Linked DNA regions of Homo sapiens: region 1 is linked to region 2. A link is a contact called in ENCODE Hi-C or POLR2A ChIA-PET data. All regions are on one chromosome and are shown on one strand. Each heading gives the region's core, a stretch centred on a gene start or an enhancer-like site at or near the end of the contact. The rest is flanking DNA. Distances are from core to core; before and after follow the strand shown. Region 1 holds the start of ZBTB7C-AS1 (ZBTB7C antisense RNA 1). Region 2 overlaps ZBTB7C (zinc finger and BTB domain containing 7C).

The links. A loop is a pair of places that touch in the nucleus more often than their neighbours do. ChIA-PET counts read pairs that join two places held with the same protein, here RNA polymerase II (POLR2A). Pooled maps may share reads with other maps.
Region 1: a loop to region 2 is called in a map of heart left ventricle, with 2.5 times the contacts of the local background. The contact joins the promoter of ZBTB7C-AS1 here to the enhancer-like site in region 2. A Hi-C loop is called at or near these places in 1 of 168 maps with a recorded cell type or tissue (heart left ventricle) and 2 of 50 pooled maps. POLR2A ChIA-PET finds 5 or more read pairs at or near these places in 4 of 52 experiments (HEK293, SK-N-SH, activated T-cell and 1 more).

The regions. Positions count from the first base shown.
Region 1 is chr18:48,161,331-48,164,128 of GRCh38, reverse strand. It overlaps ZBTB7C-AS1 (ZBTB7C antisense RNA 1), which reads right to left and starts at 1,413. Exons shown (of 5, transcript XR_001753437.2): 1 at 1,249-1,413. All of the region lies in intron 3 of ZBTB7C (zinc finger and BTB domain containing 7C), which reads left to right. RefSeq lists a silencer at 2,294-2,493.
Region 2 is chr18:48,072,183-48,074,882 of GRCh38, reverse strand. The region is part of intron 3 of ZBTB7C (zinc finger and BTB domain containing 7C); the gene reads left to right. Among named protein-coding and RNA genes, the nearest start is that of ZBTB7C-AS1, 89 kb to the left of the region's middle. Within about 2 kb of position 1,449, at least 9 of the 41 ENCODE cell types and tissues checked have a DNase peak (open chromatin) inside an H3K27ac peak, as active enhancers do; they include heart left ventricle, where a contact is called at or near this core.

The sequences.
Region 1 (2,798 bases), core at 164-2,663, 89 kb before region 2:
TCAATAAAATCAATTAATTTAATTTGATTTGGTTTTATGTACTTGGAGTTGGTGCCTCTTGAACTCAGTATGAAAATTATTGCAGAATAAAAATGCATATTAGTACTCAGAGCCCACTGTCCTTGGACTCTTCGTGGAGCCTGCAGTGCTGATCACAAAGGCAAATCCCCTCTGACCTGGCAGGAGCCTCCGCCAACTGTCCACCTAGTTAACCCCCTCCAGCTCCAGACAGTGCTTATGGCAGCTCCTGGGCTGTTTGGAGTGTTCTTCTCACTTCCCAAAGCACTTTCTTATCTGGTAGTGAAGCTAAGGCATTTCCATTTTGCATTCGTGAAATGGACTCAAAGAGACTTTGGATGGCCTTGGTCACTAGCTTACTGGTTTTTTTGTTGTCCCTCTTAATGAAACTAATTGAAGCAATATGGTGCAGTGGATTGAAAGGCAGCTCTGCCTCTCAAGAGACACATGAATTTGGGCAAGTCCTTTCACTTCTCTGGGCTTTCTTTGTCTGTAAGAGGGCTGGACATCTGCTTGAAAGGCTGATTCCAGCTGTCAGAATCACACAATCAGTGGGACAGCTGGTCTTCCTGAGCTACTTTGGGGAGCCTGTCCCACTGTTAAGCCCCACTCCATTTCCATTTCATCCAAGAGGGCTCCCAGCCAGTTCATGGAATGGGTGATGGGATTGAAGATGGGCCCTGCACTCTCCAGGAGTGGCTTCTCCCCCACATTGCTACGGATCAGAGCAAATGTTGCTTTCAAGAAGGGAGGAGCTCAGGGGCCTAGAAAGCATCTGACCAGCCCACTATTTTACAGATGAGGGAACCCAGCTTCAGAGTCACACAGCCACTGTCCAGGGCCATGCTCATGCCCAGCCACATTCACAGTTATTATAAAGGGGGGAGATTTTGCTCAGGGCTCATTTTCCAACTGTCCTTTTCATTCTTTTCTCCTGTCAGGATGGGAGAGAGATGGCCAAGCCATCTTTGGGGCCTCTCCAATAAAGCAGATGCTGACATCAGTCATTCCAGCGCCCCTACATCCCTTCTCAGGCCCAGTAGCTGCCGCTTCACTGAGGACCAACGGGCCCCATTCGGAAACATCCCCCACCAGTGCCTGACATCCCACCCTTAGCAGTTTCATTCTCCTAGACAGGAGGGCCTGCCCTCCCTCAGCCCTTCCTACTGACTGCATGCTGAGCATGAACGTTCATCCTCCTCAGTGACATTTTTCTCCCATAGGTCTTACCTGCCCAGAGCTCTTCTGTAGCAGAAACTGAGCCTGTCCTCTCCATCCTGCGTCTCTTATTTACTGAGAGGCACTATTGTGTGCTGAGAACTGCCCTGGGCACTCCCTGTACATTATCTCATTGAATCCAGCATTGGCCCCGGAAGATGGGCATTACGGTCCCTATTTTCCTGTGGGGGAACTTCAGCTCAGAGAGGAGACAGAATTTTACAAGGTCACACACAGCTATGAAGTGACAGGGCCAGGATTCAACCCCACATCTAACTCCAAGACTCTTGGACCATACCATGTGATCTCCCTCGTGCATAGGAGGTGCTTAACAGATCCTTAATGACCATGTAGCCAATACATCCCTCTGCCAAACCCCAAATGTGGGGGAAGAGGTAATAATAGTAACAACTGTCTATGAAGTCCCTATTATGTGCCAGGCACCAAACCGCAGCACTCAGTGAGGTGAATACTATTACTATCTCAATTTTACAGATGCAACAACTGAGGCATAGAGAAGTCACTTGCCCAAGGTCACCCAGCAGGTAGGTGAGCTGGGCTTCAGTGCGGCCCTGCCTCTGAGGTGGAGTCCCTGCCTCCACTGTTGCTGGATCCTCCTTTAGCTCCCCGTGGCTCTGTTTCCGGTAGAAGGTAGAAGGCTGCAGGGAAGGAGGCTGGGGCCAGGGGTGGTGTTTGCGCCTCGGGGACGCCTGCAGCTGGCACTGCCCTCCACCCAGCTGATAACTACAGCCGGGTCTGGCACGAAGCCCTGCCTGGAGGTGGGCGGCCTGCGGCGGCGGGGGGTCTGGCTCTGCGTTCGCCCCTCTCAGCCCCGCCTCGCCCCCTGCGGGGTCAGTGCGGGTCCCGCCCGCCCGGGCAGGCGCCGGCCTCTCAGGCGGTAACCGGGTAACCGTGGGCAGGGGCGGTGCCGCGCCGGGCCGCGGCCTCCCGGGGAGGCGGGCGGGTGGGGAGGTCGAGCTGGAGCGATGTGAGAATGCGGAGGAGAGGCCCGGGAAACAGGCTGCGGCCGCGGGGAGGGGCGCCCGGGAGGAGGGCGATGGCTCCCGCAGGAGGAGAGAGAGGCCGCGGGGGCGCAGAGTGGAGGGAGAGGGCGGGGCGCCCGGGAAGGGGCGGGGATAGAGGAGGGGCCTCCGGAGCGGGGCGGGGCTGGGGCGGGGCGCCCGGGCCGGGCCGGGCCGGGCAGCCGAGTGAACGCTGCAGGAAGGGGGCTGCGGGCAGGCACGGAGTCCGGGGCGCTTGTGGCCGGGCGGAGCGGCTGTGGTTGCTTCATGTCCCGGATTCTGCTTTCTCAGAGGTCAGGCGAGTGGGGCCGGCAGGGAGAGAAAGGTGGGCGAACCAGTCTGAACAGGCCGGGCAACTGGAGGAGCGTGGGCCCGGCGAACTGGGGTGCTGCCCAGCACCCTCTACCCTCACCACGCTCGGGAATTTTTCGTGAATCCGCCCCGTTGGTTTTACAGTTTCCTCTCATCCCGGCCCCACCCTGTCTCCTGACCCGCCCTCCCTTCCTCCCCTCTCTGAGCTGGCTCTTCCAAGGGATCGGT
Region 2 (2,700 bases), core at 200-2,699:
GACCTGGACAGCAGGAGAGCTGGGTGTCCGTTCCTTTAAGCCAAGCGTCCTTGATCCTGCCATTTTTCCTCTGTGTTTGCCAGGCTGGAACCGTCCAGCTAAAAACTGCTTTGATTCTGTTTTCTCTGCTCGGCCATAGAGAGCACCTTTGAGAAGAGGCCCTTACTTTTCTCTTCATCCTGTCACTGGAGAGTTTGTAGGGGCTGGAAACACCAGATTACTCTGTTCCAGAGTGCTGTCTGCAATTGGTCTGAGGGTATCATGAAAGCCTTCCTCTCCATACAAGAAAGGTGCAAGGAAGCAGCCTCAGCACACAGCTGCCCACACAGGGCTGTGCGGTTCTGAGCTGCTGGGCTCTCTCTGATGGTTCCCTTGGTGCCCAGTGGTGCTCATCCATTCCTATGACAGTCGTCTGCTGAGCACCTACTGTGTACCAGGCCAGAGGGCCATGGAGACAGAGGAGGTCCCTGCTTCTCATGTGCAAGGGGCTGTGTTATATGAAGGAAAAAGCGATATCTCAGGAATGACTGCCCCCCAGATGGAGGGTGACCTTAGAAAAGGTCATAATGGGCCGGGCGTGGTGGCTCACATCTGTAATCCCAGCACTTTGGGAGGCCGAGGCAGGCAGATCACCTGAGATCAGGAGTTCAAGACCAGCCTGACCAATATGGTGAAACCCCGTCTCTACTAAAAATGGAAAAATTAGCTAGGCGTGGTGGCATGCGTCTGTAATCCCAGCTACTCAGGAGGCTGAGACAGGAGAATTGCTTGAACCTGGGAAGTGGAGGTTGCAGTGAGCTGAGATTGTGCCACTGCACTCCAGCCTGGGTGACAGAACGAGACTCCGTCTGAAAAAAAAAAAAAAAAAGAAATTTTTCTTTTCGAGAAAGTCATAATGAGGACTGAATACCCACTGCAGGCCTGGCTGGGGCCTGAGGGGCAGGGACAGGGCCTTTGCCCTGAGAAGCTAATATTTCTTTGGGGGTCTACAGGAGACAAATCAGAGTGAGGAGAGAAAAGGGAGAACTGAGGAGAGAGGATAGGGCTTTGTGCAGAAACTCGGGGAGCAAGGGCTGAAACGTCCACCCCAGGCCTCTCCTGCCAGCTGCCAGCCACAGGACAGCCTGGCCCTTAAAGAGAGGGGTTGGGGAGCCAGGGCGGAGGCCAGCCGGCCAGCCACAGCCAGACTCAGCCCTGGAAATAAGGTCTTCTTGGGTGGGGGGAGAGGGAGGGCAGGGGAAGGAGAGAAAGAGGCTGAGGGAGGAGCAGAGCCTTCTCCCTGTTCAAACTCAGGGCCTGTTTTAATCCTTTGGCCCAGAAGAGCAGCCACTGGGAGCCTGTCCGTACCTGCCCGCACCCCTGCGCCTGTCCCAGCCCCGGGGACTCTTCTGTTTGCATTGTTTCCTGCACCCCACACCCAAGCCCACAAATAAAGACGGCCACCCCTGCCCACCACCTCCCGCCCTCCCCGCCAGGGTGACTCAGGCTGGGCGCCTGGTGGCAGCGGCTCTGCTCGCCTGGCCCTGCTCCGCTGCCTACATCTGTTCCTGATTTGCTGAGCCTAGCCAGTAGCCCTTTATGTCTCTGTGACCTAAATGAGGGTGGGGTTTCTTTCCCCTAGACTTAAAAAAATAATCTGCACACCCCCTGTGGTGTGCAGATTATTATAGTGTCTGCTTGCTTAGAGGGGACAAGAAAGAAAGCGAAGTCGGACAAGTCCAGTTTAATTGCGACGTGCAGCTGCCCAAGGTCTCCTCTCCACTCTGGCCAGTTCTGAGCCAAACCAGTTTTCCATGGCCAAACTGGGCCTGGTTTCCACATTGGTTCCTGTCAGGAAGTTCCTCCGCCCAGCATGTGCTGTTAAATAGGATCCCGTTCATTCCTTTTCCTCTTATAAACTTCCCTTTCAGGTCATCCTAAGGGAGAGTGGGGCTGTGGCCTGGAGGGGGAAGGGAACTCCAGGCTGCACTCCCAAAAGGGAAGTGGCTCTGTCGGGAAGGCCAGCAAGGGGCTGGCCAGGGTCAAACATCTGGGGTCCCAGCCCAAGGATGAAGCGGAGAGCGGCTGCCTTCTCCCCAGCAGTGCCGGCTGCCTCCTTCATCACAGGCGGCTCTTAATGCTACCTTTCCTCGGTTCCCCACAGGGAGGTGGGATTGGAGGAGCAATGGGAAAAGCATCCCATCCTAAAAATATCTCCCACCTTCTCCCCTCCTAAAAATATCTCTGCCACAAACTTCCCACAGAGTGTGAAACTCTACCTTCCCTATTTCAGTCTTTGCTTGTTTGCTTGTTGCAAGCGCCCCGGGGAGACACTGTGAAGCTTGGCCTCCTGCCCCTGTGTCTGTCTGTTGAGTCGCAGGAAGCTGGCGGCCCTCCTTCAGGAGTGGGACATGGGAAGGAGGCTGCAGATCGACCTGGGAAAGGTGAGCTGGGGTTGGCGCCTGAGGCCAACCTGGCCAATGGATGCAGCCACCCAGGGAGAAGGGGGAAAGGGTGAGAGATCGGAGGAGTCTCCTGGCCCTGAGCGCCAGGCTTCATATACATTATCTCATTTAACCCTTGACTCCCTTTTGTAGCATGGGTATTTTTATCCCCGTTTGGGGTCTTCTTACCCCATTTTACAGACGACAGACTTGAAATTCAGAGAAGTAGAGTGTCAACTCACTTTCACACAGCTAGAAATCATGGCTGTCGGGTTCC